Regions from separate parts of the Homo sapiens genome. Here regions 1 and 2 are each linked to region 3. A link is a contact called in ENCODE Hi-C or POLR2A ChIA-PET data. All regions are on one chromosome and are shown on one strand. The core of a region is the stretch at or near the end of the contact, and the rest is flanking DNA. Distances in the headings are between cores, read along the strand shown.

Evidence for each region. Hi-C counts contacts between places; a loop is a spot of excess contacts on that map. ChIA-PET counts read pairs that join two places held with the same protein, here RNA polymerase II (POLR2A). Pooled maps may share reads with other maps.
Region 1: a map of natural killer cell shows a loop between it and region 3 (2.5-fold over the local background). The contact joins two enhancer-like sites. A Hi-C loop is called at or near these places in 3 of 168 maps with a recorded cell type or tissue (heart left ventricle, heart right ventricle and natural killer cell) and 4 of 50 pooled maps. POLR2A ChIA-PET finds 5 or more read pairs at or near these places in 4 of 52 experiments (OCI-LY7, activated B cell, activated naive CD4-positive, alpha-beta T cell and 1 more).
Region 2: a loop to region 3 is called in a map of natural killer cell, with 4 times the contacts of the local background. The contact joins two enhancer-like sites. A Hi-C loop is called at or near these places in 5 of 168 maps with a recorded cell type or tissue (endothelial cell of umbilical vein, heart left ventricle, heart right ventricle and 2 more) and 15 of 50 pooled maps. POLR2A ChIA-PET finds 5 or more read pairs at or near these places in 1 of 52 experiments (OCI-LY7).

What each region holds. Positions count from the first base shown.
Region 1 is chr1:107,840,638-107,843,828 of GRCh38, forward strand. The region is part of intron 2 of VAV3 (vav guanine nucleotide exchange factor 3); the gene reads right to left. Among named protein-coding and RNA genes, the nearest start is that of MIR7852, 55 kb to the right of the region's middle. Within about 2 kb of position 1,799, at least 5 of the 41 ENCODE cell types and tissues checked have a DNase peak (open chromatin) inside an H3K27ac peak, as active enhancers do; they include OCI-LY7 and natural killer cell, where a contact is called at or near this core.
Region 2 is chr1:107,819,716-107,822,813 of GRCh38, forward strand. All of the region lies in intron 2 of VAV3 (vav guanine nucleotide exchange factor 3), which reads right to left. Among named protein-coding and RNA genes, the nearest start is that of MIR7852, 76 kb to the right of the region's middle. Within about 2 kb of position 1,781, at least 2 of the 41 ENCODE cell types and tissues checked have a DNase peak (open chromatin) inside an H3K27ac peak, as active enhancers do; they include natural killer cell, where a contact is called at or near this core.
Region 3 is chr1:107,934,796-107,938,160 of GRCh38, forward strand. The region is part of intron 1 of VAV3 (vav guanine nucleotide exchange factor 3); the gene reads right to left. Among named protein-coding and RNA genes, the nearest start is that of VAV3-AS1, 28 kb to the right of the region's middle. RefSeq lists an enhancer at 1,481-2,017. Within about 2 kb of position 1,781, at least 15 of the 41 ENCODE cell types and tissues checked have a DNase peak (open chromatin) inside an H3K27ac peak, as active enhancers do; they include OCI-LY7 and natural killer cell, where a contact is called at or near this core.

The DNA.
Region 1 (3,191 bases), core at 549-3,048, 94 kb before region 3:
AAAGAAACGTAAAGGAAGCAACAAAAGTTAAGTCAGGGGTTCTGGTCAAGGCAGGAAAGGAAAAAAAGTGACTAGGAACAAAAAGTAGTTGATACAAAGGAAAAGAAGAGGAGAAAGCACTGAAAGCATTTTAAAAATAAAAGGCAAACTGTCTAGTTGGCAACAGACCAAGATATAAGTACAGCATATTTCAGAGACTCCTAAAAGCAAGTGTGAAGAACTATAAACCACTGGAAGGAAGTGAAAACTCTGAGCAAGGGATCAACATGTTCAGAGATGCTTTTAAAAAAAAAAAAAATTCATCTGGCAATCAAATAGCTTATACGGGAAGGCTGGAGGCAGTGAGACCACAATGAGACTACTGCCATGGTCTTAGCTAGAAGAACTGAGGTTTAAGCTGACTGACAGCAGTGTGGTAGGGCAGAGTTGGCCAGTACCAAAGGGAGACCACTCAGGGGAATGATGATGGGAGTTCCATTATATACACCAATAGTGAATGCCATATGGTCTTAAATTCATTCATTCATACACTCAGAAAATACTAAGCATCTTCTATGTGCAGTACTGTTCTAGGATATGGTAACATAGCAGTGAATACAGCACAAAGTTCTTGTCCTCAACAAAGTTCATATTCTGGTGTATTTAGGGGAAAGGGGGGGGTAGAAAAAGAAACAATTTTAAAAGTATAAATGGTATATCAGCTGTAATAAGAAATATGGGGAAAAAAACTAAAGCAATATAAAGGGCACAGAAATTGTCAGAAGGCTGAGGAGAAACAGTAGCGGTTGCTATTTTGTTTCAAATGTTCAGAAAAGGCATCTATAACAAGGATATTTAAACAGAGATCTAAAGGAGGTGAGAAAACAATCTTTCTCCACTCCATCACTGCTTGTGGGTGCCATAGATCAAGCTATAAACATGCCCCAATTTAAAATAGGTATCATTAACATACAAAAACACAAAGTAAAAGCATTAGATAGGGCACACTTTAACTGCGATGGGAAGTAGAAATAAAACACATTTTAGGATTCAAGTATTATTTTTCATTTATTATGCTAAAATGACTAAATGACTGTTCCTCTCTCTAGGTCTGAGCTGTCCATCACTTTAGACACTTGAAATGAGGCTAGTCTAAATTGCTATGTGCTGTAAGTGTAAATACAAACTGGGTTTGGAAGAATAAGGAAAAAAAACAGAAAATATCTCATTATACTTTGTGTATTGATTACATGTTTAAATGATAATTGGGGTGCGTTGGGTTAAATAAAATGTATTATTAAAATTAATTTTTCACTTTTTAAATGTAGCAACTAGAAAATTTAAAATTACATGGCTTGCATTTATGGCTCTCATATTTCTATTAGACAGCATTATTCTAGTTTCACTACCTAGTAATAAATTTTTCTATACTACCATTGCTCATGCCCCAAATTACTCAAAAACAAAAATCAATTTAATAAGAATATTAAAGAGAATACTGAAAAACAATTTCTAGCAAATGTTTACCTTCATACTTATATTGTCTACCTAGTACCTCCCTCTTCTGAGTGTGGAACCCCTCTTCTTTAAGACATTGCTTTAAACATTTAGTTCCCAAATTCTAAAATGAGTCCACTACCTTGGACATAGCTGAATGGCAAGGGAAGGGAGTTGCGAGATGAATAGCTAAAAATAAAAAGCACTCTGCACTGTTGGCCACAGTTGAGTGGCCCAGGAGTGAACAGCTGACTCAAGGTGAGGCAACTGCAGTCCTTCCCACTGATTTTTAGTACCTCTGAATCATTTTGTTTCAGGTGTGTCTCTTATAAACAGTGTATAGTTGGGCCTTTGTGAGCCAAACTGGAAATTGTTTCGGTACTTCCACCCATCTGGTGAACTTCTGTGGCAGTAGTTTCACTTTAATCTTTGGCATCTCTTTTCTCTCCCATGCAGCTTTTTAAACTGTTCTTGTTCACAGCAAAGGTTTGAGGCAAGGTATGAGAGATAGCTCAATGAGATTTCATTCTTCTTTTTTTTAAAACTTAGTTAATTTGAAGTTTGGGTGTCCTTGGTTTTCTGGTTATGCAGGGGGTGTCATTTTTACGCATTTTAATTTTTCTTCTTGTTCTCTATCATATGTAGGATATTTTGGGAGGGGGCACAGACTTAGGCAGATATCGTTATCTGTCTAGAAATTTCTCCCGATTTTTATAACCATAGCTAAGAAACAGTCTCTCCAATGAGAGAAATATTAACATAATATGGAAATTAATGATGGTTAATTTCATTAATATGGAAATATTAACATCAAGTGTTCATATTCCTATCATGAGGAACTTTATCTATGATGAGAGCAGAAGCAGACCTACTGAGAAAAAAGTAGAGAAAAAAGACAGACAGAGAGAATGCTATTTGAATTCCTGGTTCCACTTGTTCCTGAAGTCCACCTTTACTCCGCCCTTCCCAATAGTTTGGCTGTTCCAATTTATCGTGAAACCTATGAGTCAAATTCTCCACATTATGCTCAACCTAAGGCATAATGCTCCTGGGTGGGCATTATAACTGACAGCTCTGGAATCAGGCTACTTGGATTTAAATCCTGACTCTTAAACACACATCCTGAGTAAGTTTCCTATAAACCTTTGGTGCTTCAGTTTTTGTATATATAAAATAAGGATGATAAGAGTACCTACTAATAAAATTGTCATTAGAATTTGACTAGATATGTGAAGCCCTTAGCACAACACAAATATATATATATATATATATATATAGTTAATAAACATTAGTTATTATCAGTTCTAGTGGTAGCTCAAATTGGATTTCTATCACAACTCTAAATGTTCACTAATCATCTATAGACTTTTGTCTTAGAATTACACTGTTGAGATTAAAAATGTATGTGTGCGTGTGTGTGTGTGTATATATATATATTTATATATATATATATGAGGAAGGTGGTTCAATTCACTAGCCATCTGCTGAAGTATGAGCAGGCGTATTTAAACCTCCACATTACCGAGGAATATTCAGAAGGGGCTGGAACATAGAAAGCCAAACTTCATCCCACACTGTCTGCACCAAGTTTTTTCACCCTCTCCCCCCATGGGGTTATTCCAGACTGATAAAATCAGACACGGAAAAATGCATTTTTGGGGGAGTCTTTTGCCTGTTCAGTTGTGACAGATAATCCTAGGATAAAACGTACCCCT
Region 2 (3,098 bases), core at 531-3,030, 120 kb before region 3:
AAATACTCTTCCTTCAAACTGTTTTATCATCAAGGAAGTATGATGATTGTGGGATTAAAATCTATGATAACAGTTGTTATAAATAACAACTGCTTTTTTCTTTTCTGAAGTCTGGGGTTGCCATACAAAAATAACTTACCTCTGCTCAACATCACTGATCATTAGAGAAATAAAAATCAAAACTACAGTGAAATATCATCTCTACCCCGTTAAAATGGCTTTTATCCAAAGACAGGCAGTAACAAATGCTGACGAGGATATGGAGAAAAGTGAACCCTCATACACTGTTGGTGGGAATGTAAATTAGTATAGCCAATATGGAGAATAGTAAGAGGATTCCTCAAAAAACTAAAAATATAACTACCATATGATCCAGCAATCCCACTGCTAGGTATATACCCCAAAGAAAGGAAATCAGTATATCAAAGAGATATCTGCACTCCCCTGTTTATCACAGTACTGTTCACAGTATCTATGATTTGGAAGCAACCTAAATGTCCATCAGCAGATGAATGAATAAAGAAAAATGTGCTACATATACACAATAGAGTACTATTCGTCCATAAAAAAATGATGAATTCCTGTCATTTGCAGCAACATGGATAGAACTGGAGGACATTATGCTAAGTGAAATGAGCCAGGCACAGAAAGACAAACTTCACATGTTCTCACTCATCTGTGGGAGCTAAAAATTAAAACTATTTAACTCATGGAGATGGAGAGTAGAAGAATGGTTACTGAGGCTAGGAAGGGGAGTGGGGGGGTAGGGTGTAGGGATGGATAATAGTTACAAAAATAGAGTTAGATAGAATGAATAAGATCTAGTATTTGATAACACAACAGAGTGATTACAGTTACTAAAAATTCATCGTACATTTAAAAAATAACTAAAAGTATAATTGGAATATTTATAACACAAAGAAATGATAAATATTTGAGTCGACAGATGCCCCATTTACCCTGATGTAATTATTAAGCCTTATAGGTCTGTATCAAAATATCTCATGTACCCCATAAACATATGTACCAACTATGTACTCATAAAAATTAAAAATTAGGAAAAAACTGACCTTCATTTCTCTGATCACCCATTTTTAAAAGTCTTTCCAATCCATATACTTAGAAGAAAAAATAGGAGCTTACCACTTTTTTAATGTATAATAAGGGGCAAGTTTCTTTAATACCTATATAACCAAGAGAAAAGAATGCAAACTGCCTAATGACCTAGATGACTGAAGGTATAAAAAGGCAGCTGACAGTATAAATCCACTGTCTTATGTGAGTCATATATTGAGAGGTACCTCTGACTCATGAAGCTGTCTCTGGAAAAATACAATATAAAAAAGCAAGCTCCTCACTTTAGATTTACTATAGAAGAAGATATTATAGAAACATTACTAATCTTGTTATTCAAGTTTCTTAAATAATCATTGTTGTTATCATATCCTTAGAAGACAAAATCCTGAAGACAAACTATTTTCAGACACCTAAGGAAAAACATAAATGTTATAGCATGTGTATTCACTGATTTGGCAAATAAGTGTTGATTGTTCAGAACTATGATAGACATTAAAATACAAAAAAGAGTAAGAATGTCCTTCCTCATGAAGCCAAAAATGGGAAAGACAGTAAACAAAGATATAAAACAATTATAGACAATAGTTCTGTGAAGAAATTCTTCTTGGTGCTGGGCCAATGAAGGAGGGAAAACCCAACTCAGATAGAAGAAGCCTCTCTAAAAACGTGTCATTTACACTGTGACATAAAACCTTCAAAGAGAAGGGGCCAGTCATGTGAAGATCGTGAACAATCCAGGAAGAGCACCAGCAAAGTAAATGACTCAGAGGTGGGAGAAAGTGTGTGGCGTGTTCTAGGAGCTGGTAGACAGCTGACACGTCCACAGTAAAATGGAAGACAGAGGAGGTTGGAGGGGCCAGGACATGCATGGAAAAGCCAAAGACAAGCTTCCAGCTGGGGAGTGCACAGTGTGAGATGAACTGTTAGAGGATACTTTGGCTGCTCTATGGAAATAGATTGCAGGAAGGCAAGAGCAGGAAAGGGAGACCTGATTAGTTAGTAATGTAACCGAAATGCAGGTTTCCTCACTCTCCGCTTGCAGAGTCCAATTAACAAGAGCAAGGTCTCGTATAAAGAAAGTGATTTATTCCAAAGCTATCTTAGGGGAAGAAGTACAGGTGGCCTGCCTTTAAGTGTACTGCTTTGCTTTTGGAGCAGAAAGTGGGCACTTTTAAAGAGAAATTGCATGCAGGGGAGGAAGCCGGGGATTGGGGTCCTTATGCCAGCTTCAGTGCCTTATCTACTGACTGGTTGAGCTGGTGACTGCTGGTGCCTTTGTGGGCAGGACTAGGGCAAAAACTCACCAGGTGGGAGAGAGCAGCAGGCATACTTTTTGACTGTTATCTCTTGAGGCAAAACTCCTGGTGGGTGAGAGTTCCACAGTGGGCATGCTTTGGTTTGTAAATTGTTAACTCTGGAAGAGAGATCAATCTTGGAGCCCATGGTTAGAAGAACTTGCCCTGTAGGGAATGTATGGTGAAGGGAAGGCAAAGGGTTATATTTGCATTTCCAAAGGGATAAGTGGGAAGTAAGGAACTGGAGGAATGAGAAAAAAGAGGGGAAAAAAAAATAATTAAATGGGCTGGGCGCGGTGGCTCATGCCTGTAATCTCAGCACTTTGGGAGGCCAAGGCAGGCGGATCACGAGGTCAGGAGATCGAGACCATCCTGGCTAACATGGTGAAATCCCGTCTCTATTAAAAATACAAAAAAAACAGCCGGGCAAGGTGGCGGGTGCCTGTAGTCCCAGCTACTTGGGAGGCTGAGGCAGGAGAATGGCATGAACCTGGGAGGTAGAGCTTGCAGTAAGCCGAGATCGTGCCACTGCACTCCAGCCTGGGAGACAGCGAGACTCCATCTCAAAAAAAATAAATAAATAAATAAATAAATAAATAAATAATAAAAAAATAATTAAATGATCTCTTCGAAAAAATGGGGGTACTTGGTTACTGTAATAGTCCAGGCAAAAGATGATGTTGGCATGAACTAAAATAGTAGCAAAAGAGGTTCATTCCTTCTATA
Region 3 (3,365 bases), core at 531-3,030:
GGGGAATTTTGTGAATCACTGTGTTGTTATTAAGAGAAAAGCACATGCTAAACAAAATATAGCGGCACAGCGAGGCAAATGAGAGGAGACGTGCTACAAGAAACAAATTCTTGCACGACCAGGCTATCTGCAGCTTTGAGGAGAAGAGTTGGTAGTACATGAACCCATCACACACTAGTAACAATAGCCTCTAATTTCCCTCTATCACTTTTCTTCATAAAATATATTCACCTCCCACAGATTACGCGAACTGATGGGGCAAGTTTCCGGTTGGCAAACATTCATATCAGCCAATTTGCCAATGAGAACAATTGGCAGTGTTCTACTTTCAACATAAATTCCTAAGGTCTTCTCCATTTGGGGGCAATTACAGCTGTAAGATTACAGTTTCCTACAGTTCTCCAAAGCAAAGCAGTTGCTTCTAATTATTCCTTCATTTTAAAGCAATTAAGCCAAATGTTATTTGATTTCATTCAAGTGAATAAATATTGAGTTCTTCCTAAGATAAACCTCTAGAAAGCCAGAGTTTACACTGCCAGTCAGCAAATAAAATTCACAGTGATAAGGTATATCAAAGAAGTAAATATATAATTCTCCAGGAAGAAAGGAGCAGCAGCACCTACTGCACAGAGACCACAGGGTCTACTCTCTCCTACAGTGTTACGAGCACTGAAATGTTCAGTGGTTGGAGAAAATGAAAAGCCAGGTCTGACAAATACACAAATTTGGTCCTCAGTCCCTAAAATTAGAAATAAGTTTCCCCATCAGAATGAGGATGAACATTTCATTCACTCACTTACTCATTGCAGTTACAGAAATGAGTAAGAAACCATCCGTGACCTGAATAAGTTCACAGCAAGGTAGGCAGAGGCAAAGGGACAATAGGGTGCAGTGGTGTGCACCATGACAAAGGGGAAGTGCTAGGGAGGCACACAGGAGAGGCACCAAAAACAGACAGGCCAACCAAGGCCATTACCTATGCTGTATTTTGCAGAGAAATAGGAGTTAACCAGCAAAGGGAAAGGTGTTCCTATTACAATGACAAGGAGATGAAAGAAACCATGGTATATCAGGTGATGGTCTAATGGAAGGGAGATAAGGCTCTGAACTACACCGATGACAGAGGCACACAGACATCAAAGAGGTGAAAATACCCCATCAGTTGAAGAATTTTGCTTTTCAGTGTGTGAGAGATGAGGACACATTTATGCCCCTTTTGGAAACTTTACTGAAATTTTATGATTTGGGGAGAAAAGTAAACGTAGGACATTATTACAGTTCCTAGATTTGATGAACTAATAATTTTTAAAATGTGAATTGAGAAGGGAGAGGAGGGGCTCAAAAATATGAATTGATAGATAAAACATCCTGAAAATACACCCACAATTTTTTTTAGTACTTGGAAAATAAATCTGAAAATAATTTGAATAATCAACAATGACTTAATGCAACATGTAACACTTTTGAATAGTGGAAAACCTCTTACAAATTTGAGGAAAGTGCATTTAGCCAATGAAAAATTCTATATTTAATATATAAATTAGTTGTGCATAGTGTTAGAATTACAATATAACTAGATTAGAACCAAAAAGGTAAATCAGATTCTGGGTCTGATTTTTAGATTATAAACAAGAAATCTAAAATCAAACACTAACAGATTTGTCTTACCGAGTTTTTAAAGATATGACAATCTAGAGAAACAACAGTGACAGTAGACAAAAATTACTGCTGCCCTTTTATTAGCCTTAGTCGGCAACTTCTGTTTTTAATTGTTTTCATTCATTTGCTTAATTGAAACCAAAGCTGGCCAAGTGACTCAAGAATGAGTCACAGCTCCCCTCCTGGAGTAGCCACAAGCCTGACTGTGGCATACTGCATGCACTAAGCCTGAATTTCAAGTTGGAGAAGAATGCATGACAAAATGCCAAGGGCTGCTGACATTGCCAAAGAAGTTGTCAGGACCATAAGGATGTCCTGAGAGTAGAATTCCCTGCACTTCCTTTCCTGGTTGGAATTTATGCACTTATGCCTCATCGCAAACCACAGAAAAGATACACCTGTGTCACGCTGCTCCTTCCCCGACCGATCTTGTGATTTGATACACATCATTCCTTAAAAGGAAGGGACATCTGAGAGGGCACCCCTTTTACTTACTTCTCAATGCTGCCGGTCAGATTTCCAAAGACTACGGGAAATGGGAGGGCCAATGTGACTACTGAGATTGCCACACCTTACACACAGTCAGGCAAAGGATGCCTAGCAAGAGTGACAGTCTAAACATAACACCCTCCACCGCCACCCCAAAAAAACAGCTCCATCATTCACACCATAATCCTGTTTTAACAAATAATGCACATGTGACACAAAACCACAATATTTGGCGATCTGAAAAACATACCAAGAAATAATGTGTGATTATTTAAATTCAAAACACCACCATGACTATTGAGATGTTACTTCTTATAGAGGCAAGGATGAAACCCACGCATGACTAATTGGTCCCTTCCATGCTGACTGTGGAATCCTCCAGCCTTTGCACAATGAATGTGGCTAGTGACTGCAGCAGCTGTAACATCAGCACAAAAGGTTTTCTTCAAACCAAACTTCCATCTCTGCCTGCCAAATACCAGTATGTCATTTCCTTCCTGCTGGACTCCATGGTTTCTGGAGGACAAGAACCATGTAATTCTTAAACTTACACCATTGGTATCCTCTACTATTTGAGATAAGTACAAAACATTCAATGAATGTGTGATGAATGCAAAATGAGCAGGGAATACCTATAACTGCTTCTTGGCTGTTTATGCCCTCACTATCATGTTGACACAATGCTAAAGAAAGTATGCATAATTATCCTAATTACAGTCATTACAGCCAAAAAGCCCTTAAAGTTAATCACAAGGTTTCTAGTGGCACCCTTAAAATAAAATTATAAATTAAAATTCATAAAATTCTAAGACTCTGGTTAAGGCTTGTAGTCCCAATTATTAACACAATATAATGACTGCATTAATATCTATACACTATAGGTAGGCCCCAATTTAAGAAAAATTTTAGAATGTAGTACACTAACATGTCTAGTCCTTAGAATTTAGAATACATTTTTCCAAATAAATAAGGCTCTTGTGATCAAGTTCATAGGCCAGCAACCCTCAACTCAAAAAAGCTGAAAATAGAAAAATGAAATCATTTTATCTTTGCCTCCTTGCTTTGAAGCATCATAAAATGCACTCTGTCACACAGAGCATGTCTGCAGTCTTCTCAACATGCCTGGCATGGAATCAAGCCTAACCTTCTTGGGGAGCCAGGGAGGATGGACTCAGGGCTATAGGTATTCTTGACCCTTCATATATAAACAGGTGGTG